4 separate regions of the Mus musculus genome follow, and regions 1, 2 and 4 are each linked to region 3. The links are chromatin loops, found by intact Hi-C in ENCODE. Cell type or tissue: heart. All regions are shown on one strand. Region 1 holds the start of Mtmr10 (myotubularin related protein 10). Region 2 holds the start of Nsmce3 (NSE3 homolog, SMC5-SMC6 complex component). Region 3 holds the start of Mphosph10 (M-phase phosphoprotein 10 (U3 small nucleolar ribonucleoprotein)). Region 4 holds the start of Selenos (selenoprotein S).

Region 1 (5,000 bases), 110 kb after region 3:
GTTCAGCGTTCCCGGTGCAGCTGCCCAGGCCGGGTCTGCGGCCCGCCCCGCCGGGCGGACTGACGGGCGGGGACGGACCAGGCCGAGCGCCCGCCCGAAATAGGCGGAGCCTGGTGGAGCCACGCCCATCCCCGGAAGCGACTCGCGCGGAGCTGCAGTCAAAGCTTTCAGTCTCTAGGCGGTACTGTCACGGAGCGCGACGCTGGAGTGGGGCGCCACGGGGACCCGAGAGGCCATCTTGAGAGCGCGCTTCTACGGAGGCCCGCAGGGGTCACGGAGGATTTCACAGGCCTACTGCGACTCACGAGGGTCATGCCGGCTTCGCGAAGCTGCAATGGCCTGTGGTGGTCAGTGTGCACGGTAGCTGCTGTTCCAGGACCCGAGTCCTCCGGCATCTGCGATGGCTGCTATATTAAAGGAGGGAAGACTTTTCTTTCACCTCTTGCTACCAATTGATTTAACCACTGGTTTCCTTGAGGTTCTGAGGCTTGGCTTGTGCTGAGTGCCTGGGACAGATGATACTGGCTGGCAAACCAGAACCCCCAGTTTAGTTTTCTGATTTTATTCTTCTCGTTAAACTTTAAGTGAAAAGGGATATTAAGCAAGTTGTCTCCCCACGCCCCTTTCCATCCTCATTTATAAAGATGCTATTCAACAGGTAAGTTAACAGAATTCCAGGGAGAGAAGACCCCATCGCTGGTGGGAACCAAACACTGTTAAATTTCAAACCCTGGGACTAATAGGTCAGGTGCCTGTTTAACATATAGCATACCTGGCTTCCAGGTTCTCTCAGCATCCCTTAGTCCCTAGCTTTTATGGGACCTGTTATGGTTAGCATACCCAACCCTCTACCCAGGGACTCTCCAACCCAGGGACTGGGCTGCCCTTCCCCAGAGGCTCTTCTCTATAAAATCCAGTCATTTTGGTTATTTAATGACTGATCTCTTTCACCTTTTGCCCTCTTGGCTGCTACACCTTCTTCCTCTCTCTCCTCTCCCCCTTCCTGCCCTGCTCTCCTCACATGGCTCATGGTCAAGTCTACTCTGAACTCTCCCAGATTTCTCTGCCTCTGGCTATGATCTCCCTTTTATCTACAAAAAACTTTCTCCTCCACCATACCAAAGAGTAGTCATGTCCTTTCTTTTCTTTCCCTTTTCCCTTCATTCATACAGTAGGTTGTGGAAATGAGAATCTGCCACTTAGCTGCAAAGGGCTGTCCAACTTCAGCACAGCATAGGGTATGTCTAGATTTGTTGTGCCTCTGAACTGAAGTAGACTTTGGTGGGAGGGGGCCAGTGGTATTCCATGCCCCTATACTTTGAAAAATAGTGGTCCAAACTCAACATTTTATCATGAATGTCAGAGGGAAACTGACGTGAGCCCCAGAAATCACAGTCATCATGCAGACAAGTGCACTGACATCACTAATACTGTGTGTTCTTCAGCTTGTCCTGGAGTCAGAGCCCTGAATCTTTCTAGCTTATCTGTTTATAACACTTGACTGTATTTTGACATGTAAATTCAGTTGAACTACTCATGAAAAAACACTGGTACATATTTAACTTTTATGACGATTCTGTTACTTTTCTACCTTAAATGGATGTATTCCCTAAAAGTCTTCAAACACTTGTGCTCTTTTGGGGGGAGGGGGTGTTGTCCATATTTTCTTAGAATCTGCATCTTTTATGCATGTCAGCAAAAAAAACTGAAAAATGGGGGAACTCCAGATTTGTTATCTTTCTGGATAATTTTAAAATACCATATTCTGCATATCTAGTTGTACTAGTCCACTTAGGCACTTGGGTTACTGTCTGACCTACTGCTACTGATTCCTTTCTGACTGCATTAGGCTGCTCCAGGCACCCTAGTCTAGACAACAAAAATGTATTATCTCAGTGGTGGAGTCAGAGAAGCACAAGAGCAAGGCTCTGTAAAGATGGATTTTGAGTTTCCCTTCCCTTTTTCTTGCTGTGCTAGCAACTGAACGGAACTCCAGGCTCCCCAAGTACTTAGCAGGTGACTTATTACTGAACTGTAACCCCCAACTCCTTTATTGACAGGGTTTTACTGAGTTGCTGGCCTTGAACTTGAGCCTACAAGTAGATGGTAGGCTCTACCAGACTCAGCTTCAAAGATGTTTCCCACCAGGGCTCCCAGTATCTTTAGCCAATGGCTTCCTCCTTGTTATGTTCTCACAAGGGGGGACTTTCTTCTTAGAACATTGAGCCTATCTGATTAACACCCTGACTTTTTTGTCTTAAGGCCCTGTCTCTGAGTATGTTCTCATTAGGGGTCAGTGTTTCAGAGTGTGTGTTTGGGAGTTTGGAGTGACAGAAGTCAGTCTGTTGATAGGCTTTGCAGGCCCTTCTTAGAGTCTCATCTTCACTACTGTGTTTGGTGTATTAGACCATCCCCAGCTTTGGGCTTTTGTGTTAAAGTTTTAAGCTGCTTGTCTAATTATACATCTGTTCCCATTGTTGATTTTTCTATATTAGAGAACACTGGCATTCCCTAGAGAGATCAGTTTTTTTTTTCATTGACAGAAGAGAGAGGGAGAGACAGACAGACAGACAGAGAAAGAGAGAATATATTTTTTTTCTTGAATACCTAATGGGTGCTAGATACTTTATGTTTTATTTGGTCACTCATTCAATCAGTTAACAGATTTTTATTGAGTGCCAGCTTTGTGATGGGCCTGAATCAGGACTCATAAGAGTCCAATGTTCTTTAGGTTCATGGCATTCTACTGAAATGAGTAGAAAGAAAGAAAAAATATATATGTATGTATGTATATATATATATGTGTGTGTGTACATGTACATATACATATAAAACGTGTAACATAGTTTAAAGGTACTGTAAAGGAAGTTAGGAATGGAGGGAGAGGAGTAATTGTATTTATCAATAAAGATTTAGGTTAAATCAAGGACGGCCTTACTGCATTGATGGCATCTGAGCAAAGACTAAACGGAGTAAAGGTGAAACTCAAGGTCAGCAGCATGAATCCCCTGAGGCCAGGATGCCTGAAGCAGCCTAAACCAATGGAGAGGAGGTCAGAGGGAAACAACAGCCCAGGTTCTAGATCTTGAAAATTGGAAACTGAGCTGAGAAGTGACAGTGACCTGACTGAGTATTTTAAAAACAGCCACTACTGGGGTGGCCCTGCATGGGCAAGAAGCTAGGGCTGTGGTAACAGTGTACATACAAGTAAGAGACACGGCTAGAACCGGCGGTACTTGATGGCTGCAAAATGATGCCTTTGGCTGGGTATATGCTTTTCAAGAAAATATGTAAGCATTTTAAAGTGTATGAGAGGATAATTCAGCAAAGATGACAAGCCACAACAGTTCTTTAGTCCTCATAAAACAGATAAAACAACAACACAGTAAAGCAGAGGAAACAAACAGAAAATCCCCAGAACCACCCAAGAGAAGCCTCAGCAACATATCTAAGGGAAATGATGTCCTCGGGCTTCCCAAGATAGAGCATAAGACGCTAACAAGTTCATCGCCCTGAAGTGCTTGTGGTATCAGTGTCAGGAATCAGTGAGGCATCCAGAGAACTCCAGAGTAGCCCAGGGTGTTTACGGGAAGATCCAGCCAGTCGGGTTGAGGAGGCTCCTTATAAGGTGTGTGTTGGCGGAGGGAAGGACTGAGTACAGGGACTGAAGGACCTTTGGGAAAACAGTGTATGGAGCCTTCTCTTGCAGAAAAGGGTCCACTCTGAGGACAACTGCTGAGGATGAAGCATCCTGGAGTAGACAAGAAGGAAGGCAAGACAAGGTCAGCTGAGAACACAGAACAATTAGAACACAATGTGTTGGAAAAGTGTCTCACACCAGATCAAAAGTGTAAGACAGCACATTTCACATGAGAACAGTCTCAGGAAAGTATGAGTCGAGGTTTGAAATAAAACAAACAAACAAACAAAAAACCCAAACAACAACATCAACAAAACGCAATGCAATGAGAAGGCTGGGGAGATGGCTCAGTCCGTAAGTACTTGCTGCATAAGGATGAGCATCTGAGCTTGATCCCTAGGACCCACATAAAAAGCAAAATGCAGTGGGCCGTCCACATGAATCAACAACCAAGAAAATCCTCAGACTTGTAGACAGGCCAATCTGATAGACACATTTTTTTTTTAGCTTATATCAAGTTGACAAGAAATTCACAAGCACAGTTGACTCCTTGTCAATTTGACACAAACCTGTCACCATTAAACCATAACCTTTTCTTCTTCTTTATCCCCAAAATCTTGGGTTAATATAAAATATAACTTTAAAAATCCCATACTATTTAGAACATTTCAAACATTTTAAAAGTTCAGTCTCTTTAAAATACTCAACATCTCTAAGTCCAAAGTCTCTCAACTTCGAGTTTCTGTAAAATAAAATAAAAGTTAAACACTTTCTTATTACAAGTGGGAGAACGAGGGTACAACGATCATGAAGGCAAAAATCAACATCTAGCAAGGTAAATCAAATTGTGCAACTCCATATCTGTCCTCGGGGATTCACTAATGATCTTCAGACTTCCTGTCAATCTTGCAGCTTCCATGACAGCAAACCCAGAACCATATGGAAGACTGTTACCATGATTAGCTACTAGCATGAGATGCAGCCTTGACCACCACAGACCACAGTTGCTGTGTTAACCCCGAGGAAATACTTCCAGATTTCATCTTAATAATTCGGGTCAATCTTTAGTAACATTAGATTTCTCAGCTCCAGCTAACCAGCATCCATTAATCTCGAAAAACCAAGTTTTTACTTCAACGGAGATGGTCCCTTGTTAACCACAGCTGACTCTTTAGCCTTAGCTGACCAGAACCCAGACTCTTAACTAAAAATTGTCACAGGAACAGCCCCAATGAGGTCTCCAACTTCCCTTTGAAATGTCACAAGCCAGGTCTTCATTGTCCACATGTCTCTCAACATTCTGACCTTCCAAGCTCCCATAAAACATCCCATTCAGCTTTGAACACAAATGTCTTTTAAA
Region 2 (5,000 bases), 480 kb before region 3:
GTCTCCTTCCACTTGGACTAAAGGTGTATACATTTATTTAATTAATCTGTCTCCTGGGCTGTGGGCATAGCACAATAGTAGCACATTTGCCCAATGTATGAGAGGCCCCAGATTTGACCCCCAGGACTGCAAAAACCAAACTAAATTTTAAAACTGCCTCATGAATTTAATTCTGCAGCCCGACCAGGACCCTAAGAAAGTCAACCCCTAAACAGAAACTAACAGTACCTAAGCACCCTGCCAGCCCCTGTGCTAGGTCCTTAGCAAACAAATCCCAGCTAATTCTTTGAATTCGGAATTCCTTGGTTTCAGATTGTTGGTCTGGAAGCTGAAATTTGGAGTGTGGGTAGCTTTTCCAGAATTGTAGTCTAGATTCCCTGAGGCCAAAGTTATATTCTTCAGGGTCACCTTGTCTACGTTCTACCTATCTGTTTCTCCATGAATGAAAGTAATAGACCAACAGGCCCCACAGGGTTGGTGTGAGGCTGAAGAGGCAGTGTTTGCAGTTACCTTTGCAAAGGCATTGACTCTTGCCTTTGCCACCTTCCGTGTTAGGACTTCATAGTTTCCATTGTCGGTTGGAAGTAGGATGCAGGGTCTGGGTGACCTTCTCATTGCAACTTCTAACCTCCATTTTAATAACATCATTCTGTGCCTGTGTTTTCTCGTCTGCATCCTGGATGGCATGGAGAAAGGTGTTTTGAGATTTAAAACTGTATCCTTCTTCCTGTGTTTTGAGTCATGATCATCTGCTGTCTGTGTGGGGGGTGCTGCTAAAAGATGCTGTGGTTTCTAGTCTTGGGTGCTAGCCTAGCTTCTGGAGTCGCATGGTTCTCTGTGAAGAAATTAACACAGAAAATACTGAAACGCAGCCTGATGGCTGACAGCAGCTCTCATCTTATTTTCCTTTTCTCTCTTATCTCTTGGCTGCTGAAATTGTTTGGCTCAAGGCACAACTGATCCTTCTGGAGGGACCTTTTTGCAGATTTTTTAGATCGCAGGAGGCTTTGATGAACTTAAATACAGAATTCAGTATGCAGGGAAACTGAAGCAGATGAATGGAAGAGTGTCATGATGCTGTGTTTTATTTAGTTGGTCTCGGTCCATTTTGTGTTGCTGTAAAATAATGCACAGAGTGAGTAAACTGGAAATAGGAGAATTGTCCTCCACTCGTGACTCTGAAGGGTGGGAGGACTAGGGGCCAGGTACCACATCTGTGGAGCATCACTGTGTCGTGAGAGGTTTAGAGAGTACAATGGCAAAATTGATTTAATCTTAACTCATTACAGAGAACATGGCATTCATTCACTCATGAGGACAAAGCCCTCTTCAGTGGGGGGATTACATTTCCAACATGCAAGCTTTAAAGGACACATTCAAACTGTTGCAGCCTCTGCCATTGCGACCAACCTTTGATGATGTCTTCGTAGACCCTGTATGGAATAGAAAGTTACTGCTCAAAGCTCACTAGATTTCAGAACACTTGAATCACAACATGGGGTGGGATTTTATATTAGCATTGCAGGTCCCATTATCAGAGTGCATTTTCATATTGAATTATAAACAAAAATTTTATGCTGCTTACATTTAATGAAATTTTAATAAGGCCATGTTTTGGTGTTATTATTCAAATAATGTGATCTGAATTGCTTTCCTCTGAATATATTTGCATTAAGGAGGAAATCAATTTGAGTTCGTTCTCTGAATAGTTTACCTATTTTCTTGGTAGCTTTAAAAAAGAGAGAGGAAAACTCAGTTCCGTTGTCAGTAAATGGAGAAGAAACCCATTTGCTGAGATCCACAGCAGTAATAGCAACAGACTGCTGATGGTTTGAGTTAATGAAATGACTCATTTTGTCTATTAGAGTTGCACAATTTAAACCATCTACAAGCCACACACACCACAAATTATAAAGGATGATAGCTCTTCTCTTTCTTATTGAGATTTTAAAGCTTATATATTAAGAGAGAGAATTAAGAAATTCACATTATTGCTACTCCCAATCATTGGTAACCTAAATTAAATGGTAATCTCTGGAGAGAGCAAGTGCCTCTGGGGTTAGCATTCCTCTAACATGTTTCTGCTAAAATTGTGGATGTGGGTCCGCGGCAGTTTTCCCAAACATGTCTTCCAAAAGGTCAGTCCACATTACCAAACTAAGTCACGTTATTGGCAGTGCTTACGTGGTTTCTCATGGTCATCTAACTGAAATTCAATGAAGAGAATGTGAACCTGAAAATTGCAGAAGTCTTGCTTTTAAGAATAACTTCCCTTACAGACTCAAGGGATTGTACAGAAATTAACTGGCCAGGTGGGAATGAACTCTGCCAAGGACAGATACCGGGACAGGGTCCCCTAGTCTGTCATGTCCCGCATTTGGTGCACAAGTCAACACTTTTTTTTATTTGGGGGGGGGGGGGGGTTCGAAACAGGTTTTTTCTGTGTAGCCCTAGCTGCACCGGAACTCACTCTGTAGACCAGGCTGGCCTCGAACCCAGAGACCTGCCTGCCGCTGCCTCCCAAGTGCTGGGAGTAAAGGCGTGCGCCACCACTGCCCGGTAACTCTTTTTTTTTTTTTCTTGACTTTCCAGATCTTTTCCTCCTCTCCCTTTATTTTCCCACCCGCACACATTTATCCTTTGTGTTCCATAGACAAACTTTGTAGCTTAAAAACTAACCAAAAACTATTAGACGTGTCTAAACAGGTGTGCCCTAGAACTCAACCGCACACTTGCCGAGAAGTTTTGGTTCTTGTTTTCTATTTATATGAGCTCATAAACACCATTCAATTCTCATTAAAACTGGGGATAAAGCCCAGGAGGAGCTGCTGCCAGCGCCGAGGCCCTCCGCATGCGCAGTAGCTATGAAGAGTCCCCGCCCCCGCAGGCTGGCTCCCAGTCGTATCGCTCCGCCTCCCGGACGCAGCGCGCCGGCGACGTGACGTCACGCGCGCGCCGCAGCTTCTCTCCCAGCCTCTGGGGCGCGCTCGCTCGGCGGAGTCTTCTGGCGGTTGCTGCTCCCGATCGCGGCCTGCTCTCCGCCGACCGGGGACATGTTGCAGAAGCCGAGGGGCCGCGGTCGGCCCAGCACGCAGGCTGACCCGGAGCGGGACTGGGGAGGCGCTGGCGAGGAAGGACCCAGCACGTCCCGCGCCGCGGGCGGCTCCTCCCAGGGCTCCCGCGCTTCCCTGTCGGCCCCGACCGTGGGGCCGCGCACTCAGAAGCAGCTGGAGCTGAAGGTGGCCGAGCTGGTGCAGTTCCTGCTGATCAAGGACCAGAAGAAGATCCCGATCAAGCGGACGGACATCCTGAAGCACGTGGTGGGCGACTACCGGGACGTGTACCCCAACCTTCTGAAGCTGGCCGCCGAGCGCCTGCAATACGTGTTCGGGTACAAGCTGGTGGAGCTGGAGCCCAAGAGCCACAGCTACATCCTCATCAACATGCTGGAGCCGGTGGAGGCGGATGCGGAGATGAGGGGCGATCAGGGTACCCCCATCTCGGGCCTGCTTATGATAGTCCTGGGGCTTATCTTCATGAAAGGCAACACCATCACCGAGACTGAGGTCTGGGACTTCCTGCGACGGCTCGGAGTGTACCCCACTAAGAAACACTTAATTTTTGGCGACCCAAAGAAACTCATTACCGAAGACTTTGTGCGGCAGCGCTACTTGGAGTACCGGAGGATACCCCACACCGATCCTGTGGACTATGAATTACAGTGGGGCCCGCGAACCAACCTGGAAACCAGCAAGATGAAAGTTCTTAAGTTTGTGGCCAAAGTCCATAACCAGGACCCCAAAGACTGGCCCACACAATACTGCGAGGCTTTGGCAGATGAGGAGAGTAGGGCTAGACCTGCAACTGCTAGTGCCCCAGCCACATCCTCTTGAACTCTTTGAGTTATGGTCTGAGGGACTCTGGAGATCCAGTATAAAAGAACAGGGGGAATGGGGGTCGGAGGAAGCTTGATTCTGCTACGCATAAAGGCCTTGGAGCGTTAGGATGTGTTGCAGGGTTTTTTGTTTGATTTTTTTATTATTATTATTATGGTTTGGAGCTTTAAATTTTCATTTAATTGTCTTTTTGTTTATAAAGAGTTTTCTAACTTTCTAAACCTAAATGAAATTGTATGATGCCAAACATATTCAAGAAGGAACACTTTGGTAAATTGCTTTGATGTTCTAGACGATAAAGAAACAGGGTAGCTATTATCTTAATGACTAGTTCCTGGGGAAAAATAAAAGTCTTTTTAAAATTGAAAATAAAATTGTTTTAGCTTCTTGTCAACACAGCTTTAAATATACATATTCTGTTGGGTGTGAGCACTTGTGGTCCCACGAAATCTATGTGATGTGTTTTCTAGCATTTTTATATTCATAATCATAATTCTGTTGTCCTATGGGTTCTACTTAAGATTCTTTTCTAGTATAACAAATACTATACTTTTGAGTCAGTTCACCATTATTATTATTATTGTTTCCCTGTTAGAAATTGCGGCTAAAAAGGAAATGTCATGATTCCAGACTTTTTTTTTTTTTCCATGATAAGCTAAGTCAATGGTGTTGCAGAAGTGTGTGAATGTGTATTAGAGCAAGTTGTAAAAATCGTTAGGTCTCCGGTTTATAAAACAGTGTCGTGTCGTATCGATTAACCAGGCCTGATTGGGAACCACACTGCCCAAGTGCAGATCCTGTTCCACCAGAAGAATTTAGCTTGTGTATCTGTAGAATCAAGTGTGCCCTTAAGGTGAATAAATAGGAAACGAGATAAAGCTGAGCAAAGCCCTGGTGTGGAAGAATAGTTCTTTAGAAGAACTCAGGGTGATGTCTGGTGCGGACAGACCAGTGTGAACAAGGCTACCACAAGATGAGGGGCACTTTATGTTGCTATAGGTGAGTCAGGAAACAAGTTCACAGATTCCTTGGAGTTCTTCATAGTATCTGGCCAAACACTGGGCACAGGCAGTAAGTACTGTTGTTCTGAGAAGAGTTGCAAGT
Region 3 (5,000 bases):
TGGAATTATGCCAGAGGGGGTGGGCTTTGAGGTTTCTTAGTGTCTCCTTCTCTGCTCCCCACTCGCTGATAAGGATGTAAGTTCCAAGCTACTGCTCCAGCACTATACCTGCCTCCCTGCCTGCTGCCATTGCTTCCTTATCGTAATGGTCATGGACTCACTCTCTGGAACTCAAGGCCCCAATAAATTCTTTCTCCAATGTTGCCTTGGTTGTGGTGTCTTCATAGCAATAGAAATATAACTGAGACGGAGAGAGACTGTTTAATACACGTGGGCTTCTGTTTGGGTTATGAAAACATTTACAACATGACCACGGTGGCACATGTACAACATGATGAATCTAATAAATGCTGCACATTTTTAATAGTTCTGTGAGCTTTATCTAAAGGAGAAAGAGTTATGATTCTGCAGTAAGAGGCTGTGGATAAAATCTTGTAGGCCAAGCAACTGGAAATAAAAGGTTTAAAATAATATAACTCCTCCCTCAATTTTATTGAGGTATGATTGACGAGCATAAATCATATCCACTGAGAAAATTTACAATGTGGTGTTCTGATATAAGTATATATTATGAATTACCACATTAAGCCAAGTGTGTGTGTTCACAAAGGCCAGAAGATGAAATTAAGTATCCTCTACATTATCCTTATATGTTTGTTTCTGAGACAAGTCTCTAAATGAATCCCATGGTGACTGGCTAGACTGGCTGGTAAGTGAGCTCTGGAGATCTGCCTGTGCTCCTTCCCCAGGGCCACAACTCGGTCTGATGTGTGCAATCATGGCTAACTTCTTTTACACGTGTGCTGGGGAACAGCACTCAGGTCATCACACTTTGGGTCATCGCACCTGTAGGCGCTTTACTGGCTGGGCCATCCCCCAGCCTCGAGCTAACTTTTCAAAGATATTTGTATTCCGACTCTTGGGAAGTCACAAACGTAAAATGTAGTTTGGGACTAGGTTGGGAAAGCACAAGCTCTGAGGTGGGAGGGTAGCATGGCCTTGCCTTTTAGTTTGCACTGCCATAAAATAGGCACACTGAATACCTGAGCTATTTAATCTTTGTTGGGACTCTGTAGGTTGATATTATGGCCTCCATTTTTAGAAATCTGGAATTAGGCCTATCAAGATTAGGTTCTTTGCAACATCACTTTAAATGGCAAAGGCTTGAGTCCAGATTTGTCAGACATCAGAGTTGATGTCGAGAAACTAATGTGTTCTACTCACTCCTTTTCCTTCCATGCTGGGAATCAAACCTATGCCCTTATATAACTTGACAAGTACTTCTCATGAAATTATACCCAGAGTCCTTTGCAAACCCCTTTTTCCCTCAATTGAAAAATACAATCATATTTTAGTTTGATGCAGTTTCATGAATCTTGGGTTGCCCTCAAGCTCGGTGTTTACCGGAGGATGGAGCCATGCATATTTCCCAAGTGCTGAGATTACAGGTATGCACCGCCACACTGGTTTATGTGGGAACGAAGGCTGAACCCAGGCTTTGTGCACTAGGAAAGCACTGCAGCATCTCAGCTACAGTCTCAGCCCAGATTCTCAGTCTTTAGTATCATTAGTATGTCTGACGAGTAATGCCTAATTTCTGAGAGAGAGCTTGCTAAGAGAGGAGTGATTCTGCTTTAGTAGATATTTACAAAAAAACAAACAAACAAACAAACAAAAAACCCAACGTATGATGAGTGAGCTAAGAAGGTGGCTTATATTTGACCCGGCATATATACAACAGGGAGTATTAGCAAAACTCCAGCATTAACTGTTAATCAGAAAATCATTTTCACTTTTGTGCTCTGGCTTTTGCTACAATATACATACACACAGTACTAAGGTGTTTTTGTTTTTGTTTTTGGACAGGGTTTCTCTGTATAGCCCTGGCTGTCCTGGAACTCACTTTGTAGACCAGGCTGGCCTCGAACTCAGAAATCCACCTACCACTGCCTCTGTGATTAAAGGTGTGCGCCACCATGCCCAGCTTTATTTATTTATTTTTTTTGCGCGGGGGTGGGGGGGTGGGGGGGTGGGGTGTTTGTGGCCCATGACTTTGCCTTGGAGACTTGTTTGTTAATGCAGACGAGGAATTTTGTGATTGACTGGAAAGGCTAGAGGGTTCCACAAAAACCAAATTCAACCTAAGAGCAGACTTGGAAAGATGACTAGTTTCCACAGGTGAGCAGACAGAACTCTCCAGGCCTTCCAGTTCATTCGCCTAACACCCTTTAAGCATGCTAGCTAATGGATTTGTCACAATTGTAGCAGAGTAACTCTGGAACCATACTGCCGTATATTTTCTTCCAGGTAGACAATCTCAGACTGAGGGTAGTAACTGCCATCATGAAGAAAGAAGAAAATGGAAGAGAAAGTGAGACAGGCGGGAAAGTTGGGCATCTGTCACCAAGATTCTGCTTATCGATAAAAGAGATGGAGGTCGAAAGAATTCAAGGAACTTACAAATCCTTCCGCTTGTTCCTTTCCTGCTCATGTCAGATGAAAACATTTAGTGTGGTACGTGTGTAAAACAGGCTTGGAGTCACTTTCAGGACTCGCCACTTTGCTCTTTTCTCCTATCTCTTAGAGCACACATATAATAAATAACTCAAGTCCCCTCTAGATTTACTGCAAGTCCTGACTTGCTGTGTTCCTAGGCAGATTACCTGTTTGGTCCACGTTTGCCAAGGGCAACCCCTGTGCACAGAGGACAATAAGGAACTCCCGTGCTAAGAGAGTGCAGCTCCGGGAGCCCAACACTTCAGACCCAGGCCTTGGCCACCCGCGGCCTCCCGTCCAGCGTGCCCCGCACCCGGAGCCCCTGATGGTGCCCCGTATTCACCTGTAGCGCCCGCAGCCAACGCGGCGGCCTTCACTACACGCCTCATGTCCAGAAGCTACAGGCTTGCACAGCGACCTAGGGCAGAGACAACTGGGAGAGTGGGCAGGGGGCGGGGACTGAGGCCCGGGGCGTGTCAAAGCTGAAGTGGGCGTGGAAACGGGGCAGGGACGGGGCGCGAGTCCGGGGTGCCCAATACCCTTCAGGGAGCTAGACCGCTGAAGAGAGCTGGGCGAGCAAGGGGCGGGGCGTGAGACCTGGGGCGGGGTCACGAGACGCGGAGCTTGACTGACGGCGGGACGAGCGGGGGAGTGGCGGGTGCGGCGTGAAGCGACCTTCTTTTTCGTTACATTAAAATACTTATTGTATCGAATGCAAAAGCAGAAAGCAATCACGCGACACCACTGTGGTCTTAGAAATACAAAACATTTGGAGAAAGTGCCAAGGCGCTTGAGATGACCAATGGCTCTTTTCGGTGGTCTGCCCCACCCCTACGCATGCCCAATAGAAGTGTTTGCGGCTATAGGCCGGAACCTGTGTGTGGCGGAACTTTAGGCTCTGAGCTTCAGGTTGCATAAGGCGTGTGTTTGGCGTACTGCTTCCGGCCGGCCGGCCGGCTCGCAGCACTCGCGTGGTGCCGTAGTGTGTAGCTATGGCGCCTCGCGTGTTTCGTCGACAGACTCTGGAACGGTGTCTGAGGGAAATCAGGAAAGCCACCAACCGACCGGAGTGTTTCCTCACGTAAGTACAGATCCAGGTCTGGGAGAGAGCAGCGCGCATCTCACCGGTGCTGGGCGGGCCAGCATATGGCAACTTCTGAAAGCCAGGAAGGGAAAGTACAGGTCGCTTAGCCCCAACTTCAGACAGTTTTTGCTCCGTTGGCCTGTCAAAATGCTAAAAGTAAAAGCGGCTCGGTGCAGATTTCCTAGTTGTGGGCTATTGCACTAAGCCCAGTTATTCGCGTCCAGAGAGGCTCATTGAGGGCGGAATATGCTTTCTGAATTTGTCCCCAAAATACACACTGAAAGTACGTACTTGTTGCTTGTCAATGCATTTTCATGACTTGTGGTGGAGACCCACAGCCAGACAGTAGACGAAGCTCGGAGAAGCCCGCAGAAGAGGGAGGAGGGGTGACTGTAGGAGCCATAGGGGTCCCAGGACACCACAAGAACATGGCCCACAGAATCCACTAACCAGGGCTCAGGGAGGGGCCCACAGAGACTTTACTGGCTATCAAGGAGCCTGCGCTGGTTAGCGCTGGGTCCTCTGCATATATATTGTGATTGTTAAGCTTGGGATTTTTGTGGAACTTGTAGCAGTGGCAGTAGGCTCTTGGAGCTCTTGTACCCCTGCCGGATTGCCTTGAAATGAGGGGTTGTGTTTGGTTGATATCTCTGGAAGCCTACTTTTTCTGAAGAGAAACGGAGGAGTACTGTGGATCTGGAGGAGGTGAGGAGGGAGAAGAGGCTGCAATTGGGATGCTTTGTAGGAAAGAAAAATAAATTTAAAAAAAATAGGAGAGACTTCTTTCTTCCCAGCACTTTGATTAAGTTCTGTAAAATTATGACTCTGACTTATTATTTTTTAAATATTTTTTATTATTACGTATTTTCCTCAGTTACATTTAGAATGCTATCCCAAAAGTCCCCCATACCCTCCCCACTACTTCCCTACCCACCCATTCCCCATTTTTTGGCCCTGGCATTCCCCTGTACTGGGGCATATAAAGTTTGCGTATGACTCTGACTTATAATGAAAATCTTAGCAACAGTATCACAGACTCATTGTGTCCAAAATAGAGCTCCTTACCCCCTCCTGTACTCTTCTCTCCCCTGAAGTCATTTCCCTGTTTCCATTACGTTTACGGCCCCACGAAAAGGCAGTTCTATCATTTCATTTATTTAGATTCAGCTAGTCTGCTTCCTTGATGCTTTCATTTTTCTCTGTCCTATTTTCTCTATCCCCTTTAGCATCCTGCCTACGCTATATTTAGACACTGATTCCTAGTTGTCATACTGACTGCGTCTCCAACATAAAAATCCTTTGCGATGCTTCATCAGCTTTCTAACAACTCAACTCTATCGTGCTTTTTGTTTCCACATTGTAAATTATCATTTCAAACTTCAGCCTGCAACTCTGTTCTCATTACGCTTAAAGTGTTCCT
Region 4 (5,000 bases), 1.7 Mb before region 3:
TATTTAAGTTATACTGCAATATAAAACAGTGTTTCTTTAGGATACACACACAGGAGTGAAGCTTCTACACAGAATGGCTGCCCTTTGAGCTTTCTCTAAACAACCAAATGGTAAGTGGAAATCAGGTCTGATGAGGTCAGGGAAAAATCAAAATGGAGTGCGTGTAAAACCTAACACTGGAGATGGGGGGAGGTGTGGCACAGTAACTGGAAGAAGGAAGGAAGGAAGGAAGGAAGGAAGGAAGGAAGGAAGGAAGGGAGGGAGGAAGGAAGGGAGGGAGGGAGGGATGGAGGGACAGACAGACCCTAACACTGAGTTTCTGGTCACTCACAATAATTCTAGAGAGGTTCACTGGGGGGTGTCGCTGGAGCACAAAGAAAAGGGTGACATTTTCATTTTAATCCTCTGTAAATTAAGACCCACTAACTGGCCCAGCCACAGCTAATGGGAACAGTGAAAGTCACAAAGCCAGCACAGCTGCTTGACCGCTATCTATCAAAGCTGAGCAGAGCGATACAATCGCTGTCACATGGTCTTCCACTTCTGGTCTTGATCTCCATGTGTTGCATGCTTGGGGACTTTTAATATTTGTACAACTTGGGGATTGATGGGAAGCGTATGACTCTCTTATGCCTTCTCCCAAGAGGACAGCTTCTAAGCGTTCCTAGGGGAGTCCTAAGCATACCACTCACCCCACTTTTAGGGAGACATCCTTATCTGGCTCTACTTGAGGGTCTTCCTTAGGCCCGGAGGTTGTGTCTCAAATAAAGACACCAGAGATCTCCTTGTGAGGCTCAGGCTCCAAGATATCCTTGGATCACGCACTCGCCTCTCCATTTACTCAGGCACAAGATAATTAGAACAAGGTAAACTTAAAAGAGAAATAAGACTCAGCAGGCTGGAGAGGTTGGCAGCCGATCAATCAGGTTAAAGCCTCTTCCTCCTGTCACTCAGGGGAATACGTGGCATATATAACATTGGGGGGGGCACATATGGAATGCCCCTCCAGGAAAAAGATACAACAACAAAGTTAAACCGGCTTGAGTTATCTCTGCCCTACACGGGGGCTTATCCTGATGGACAAAGGATGGTGTGGATAAATGATAGAAGAATGAGGGATTAAGACCTCCCTTGGAAAAATTAGTCTATGCAGGACCACTGTGATGTCCTATGGCCAAGGAACAAAAGAATACCAAGTTCAGACCTAAAAATAAATTCCACAAAGATAAAAACATTGTATTACATCCAAAATTGAATAATAACTGTAGCAGTTCTGGCCTGAAGATTTTCCTTGGGCCTAATGACAATTAGCACTCTAACCATCAAAAGTTGATTAAATAAACTGCTAATCTACTGCCATAGGACATGACAACCTACCCAGGCTGGCTTGGAGATTTTCTGTCTAGTGCCTTTGAAACCATAAGAGCTACCAGCCTGAGAATGGACTGTCATGCTTTGGCAAAATATGCCTCTAGATTCTTTAAAAAAATGGGCTACGGGGTTGATGAGGGAAAATGATTGTAAAAGATAACTCTGCTCTGTCACGGTTTATCAATGATGGCTAAACTTATGACTACGAGGAAGCTAAAATACATCTGGGGACAAAAATATGATCTATGAATCCATCCCTGTCTACGGAGTGCTGTATAAAGCAGCACCCCACTTCCAGTCAGTCAGGTGGCAAGATTCCCAGGACCCCAATGCCTGATCCCCCCACCCCCACCCCCGCCCCTTGACACTTCTTGTTTCCTCCACAAGACCTGGCCATCTCCAGGGACTGGTCCCCATGCACCGAACAAGATGTGCATTGAGTATGCTATACACCATCACGGAGTCTTTGCATCTCAATAAAAATCTTTCAAACCTCAAAGGCATGTCTTGCCACCACCCACTAAGTAAATGACAGGCGCCTTCATTTCTACCACATGGCACTAACCCAGAACAGTCTCGGCTTGGTCCAGCTGTCTCTGCCTCAAAGCCCTCAGTCGAAGGGAGAGCCTCTGGATGACAATGTAGAGTAGGATGCAGCTGAAGAGGATGTACCAGCCATAGCTGGCCAGCAGGGAGCCCACTGGGGGGAAAAAAAAAAAAAAGAGAAAGAAACCAGTTTCAGAAATGGTAATAGCATTTTTTTCAATAATACTCTACAAAAATAGTCATAGCTTCTTCTTTCAGAACCTTCACAGTCTAGCTGGAAATGGACTCCTAAGAAGCGAATCGCTGGGTACAGAAACTTCTCAACTACAAGGGGACTCGGGAGTAGCCCGGAGGGTGCAGAGCCCAGCAGCTAGGTTCTGAAGGACTAAAGGGGACGTGTCTATCTGATTCAGGAAAGCAAAGGCCATCCAGACTCCGTGAGTTACACTTTGTTAAGGAGTGAGACAACAGTGTGTTAGTGTCGGGTAGAGTGAAACGCCGGGCGGAGGACTCCACTGCAAAAGGAAAATGTTAAAGGGACTCCCGTGAGCCAAGTCCGCGAGCGCCCGCCCAGCTAGGGCGACTTCGAGAAAGGTGAGCTCCGGCCCAACAAGCAGGCTCGGCCAGTCCGCGGCGTTAACGCCAAGCCTCCTGGAGGCCGACCCACCGAGCATGGCGGCGCCCGCCGCCCCTGACCTGTCACGTGCAGGAATCGCAGGCTCTCGGTCTCCAGCGCCGGCCTCGCGGACAGAGGTTCCTCATCGCGATCCATGGCGGCCACCGCCACCGCCACCAACGACAAGCCCGCTGCTCCTCTCTGCTCTGCGCTTCCGGTTCGGCCCTATGTACACGTGGCGCTCACTGCCGTGGCGGTACTGACCTATCGTGGCTCGACCTACCTCGACGCTCGACCAATCACAGGGGGGGTGTGACCAGAGGGCGGGGCTGAAAGATGCCCAGGCGGAAGCGCGTTTGACTTTCAGGGAGGAGCTCGCAGCTCAACTCGGCATAGCTCGGATAACCGATCTTGTATTTGATACTGATTGGACATTGAGGCTCAAGAGATTTGAAACCTCCTGGAGATGAGATTTGAGTCCCGCCCTTGTCACCGGGCCCTAAAGGTTTGCAGCATAGATTCCCCTCCCCTAACGTGCGGAAAGCGATCTACTTAGAATTCCTTTCTTCTGATCCACTGTCTCAAGGGAAGGAATTAATGTAGTAATGACTTCAACTTAGGCTCTTATGTGTTACATTACCACAGTTTTTGTAATGGTTCTCTGCAACATACTAGGAAGGCAATAAAGGAGATAGCTGCGATTTGAAAAGGAACTGATGGAATCAAGTTTCCATAGATTAATGGGATTAAGAAGGTGAGAACTCTGTGGTGTTTAAAGGTGGGATCCTTTGGGAAACTACTATATGAGGTCAATGTGGGTGTCCCCAGAGAAAAAGAGACTAGATTTCTGTGCACCCCACCGTGAGATGACTCAGCCTGAGGAGCCTGATGGAATCTATACGGTGCTGTACCAAGCTTGAGGACTTTGAATCTCCAAAATGGAAATAAAACTCACTGTGTCATAAAAACTAGTCTGTTAAGGATCTTCTAATTCAGCGACTCCATCTGGGGACATGGGAGAGAAAAGCCTGGAGTCACTTCACATTATCAACCACCTTGAAAATAGACTTTGATGACTGGATATGAAGCTAAGAATATGAAGATAGCCATGAATTTGCTGATTTTTTTTTTCAGACACAACATGGCTTTTTTAAAAAATTGCTAAATTTTTAAAGTTTTATGATTTTAATAGTTTTCTCAGTGGTAAAAAAGGATCAGTTTAATTTTTTTTTCTTTTTTGGTACCGATGACTGCCACCCCACCTCTGAGGCCAGTTTGAACCCTCTCTCTTTGCTTAAGGTGATTTCTCACATCATACAGAGCAAGTGAAACATCTGGTTACGAGAGAGGAGGTTGCTCATTTGCCTGTTGATCCAGTCCCTTAACATCTGCAATCATGATGATGAAATAAGTAATGTTTAGTTTCATTAAAAGACAAGGTGGAGGGGAAATGTTGGCACACACCTTCAACCCCAGCACTCAGCAGGCAGACACAGGTGAGTCTCTGAATTTGACGCTCAGGACAGTGAGGGCTACACAGAGAAACCTTGCCTTAAAAGCCTTTAATCCCCGCACACTGGTTAAGAGGGGTTAGTTTCATTAAAAGAGGAGGTGCTGGCTCACTCCTTTAATCTCAGCACTCAGGAGGCAGAGGATGGCTGATCCCTGAGTTAGAGGCCAGCTCTGTTTACAGGGTGAGTTCCAGCCAGGGCTACACAGAGAAACCCTGTCTTAAAAAACCAAAACCATGCCTTTAATCCCAGCACTTGGGAGGCAGAGGCAGGCAAATTTCTGAGTTCAAGGCCAACCTGATCTACAGAGTGAATTCCAGGACAACCAGGACTACAGAGAAACCCTATCTTGAAAAAAACCAAAAACCCAAAACCAATAAAAAGGGAGGTGAATGGATAGGATCAAAGTACATGATACACAGATAAAACAGTGTAATAATGAAATCATTATTTTACATAGTCTTAGCCAAGGAATCTCTTCCGCTTGGAACTTTGCAATCTAACATGGAAACTAGCAATTCAGAAAGATAACATGTTAAAACATACAAAGTAGGAGTAGGATTGTATCTCAATTGGCCAGGTGCTTCCTTGCCTAGCACGTACAGAATCCTAGGTGTAAGGTCCCCCACTGCAAACCCGAGTATGTGGCAAATGTCTCTCATCCCAGCATTTGTGAGATGGTGGTAAGAGGATCAGGAATTCAGAGTCATCTTTGGTGTCAACAGGAAGGCCACACTTGGCAGTGTAAGCCTGCCTCAAAAAACAAAACCAAAACCATGGGAGACAAAGGCAGGCATATCTCTGTAGTTAGCCCCCTCTCCAAACAGCAAAGCCAAATTTAAAAATAGACACACACACCCAACAATAACTTTGTTTACAAACCCAGTGTACATACTTAGATACACAGTATAATATTCAACTAAAATTTAAGGTATTTTGAATTGAGTGCATGGGTT

The links. Hi-C counts contacts between places; a loop is a spot of excess contacts. Peaks named below come from ENCODE experiments on the same cell type or tissue, not always from the same donor. Only the 100,000 strongest peaks of a DNase experiment are listed, where the experiment ranks them.
Region 1: it touches region 3 in a loop (12-fold over the local background); 5 of 42 quality-filtered maps call a loop at or near these places.
Region 2: it touches region 3 in a loop (5-fold over the local background); 7 of 42 quality-filtered maps call a loop at or near these places.
Region 4: it touches region 3 in a loop (7-fold over the local background); 6 of 42 quality-filtered maps call a loop at or near these places.

Annotation. Positions count from the first base shown.
Region 1 is chr7:64,282,732-64,287,731 of GRCm38, reverse strand. It overlaps Mtmr10 (myotubularin related protein 10), which reads right to left and starts at 62. Exons shown (of 16, transcript NM_172742.2): 1 at 1-62. In heart, a CTCF peak has its summit at 180; a DNase peak (open chromatin) is centred at 121; H3K4me3 peaks cover 935 bases; H3K27ac peaks cover 699 bases.
Region 2 is chr7:64,870,972-64,875,971 of GRCm38, reverse strand. All of the region lies in intron 2 of Fam189a1 (family with sequence similarity 189, member A1), which reads left to right. It overlaps Nsmce3 (NSE3 homolog, SMC5-SMC6 complex component), which reads left to right and starts at 2,932. Exons shown (of 1, transcript NM_023239.5): 1 at 2,932-4,290. The coding sequence starts at 3,054. The coding sequence ends at 3,893. In heart, a CTCF peak has its summit at 2,983; a DNase peak (open chromatin) is centred at 2,931; H3K4me3 peaks cover 2,031 bases; H3K27ac peaks cover 1,615 bases.
Region 3 is chr7:64,390,683-64,395,682 of GRCm38, reverse strand. It overlaps Mphosph10 (M-phase phosphoprotein 10 (U3 small nucleolar ribonucleoprotein)), which reads left to right and starts at 3,447. Exons shown (of 11, transcript NM_026483.2): 1 at 3,447-3,577. The coding sequence starts at 3,489. Mcee (methylmalonyl CoA epimerase) reads right to left here and starts at 3,061. Exons shown (of 3, transcript NM_028626.2): 1 at 2,840-3,061. The coding sequence starts at 2,885. In heart, no CTCF peak of the experiment used is centred here; DNase peaks (open chromatin) are centred at 3,002 and 3,342; H3K4me3 peaks cover 2,985 bases; H3K27ac peaks cover 2,112 bases.
Region 4 is chr7:66,077,403-66,082,402 of GRCm38, reverse strand. Selenos (selenoprotein S) reads right to left here and starts at 2,754. Exons shown (of 6, transcript NM_024439.3): 1 at 2,614-2,754; 2 at 1,937-2,071. The coding sequence starts at 2,689. In heart, a CTCF peak has its summit at 2,053; a DNase peak (open chromatin) is centred at 2,752; H3K4me3 peaks cover 2,110 bases; H3K27ac peaks cover 1,556 bases.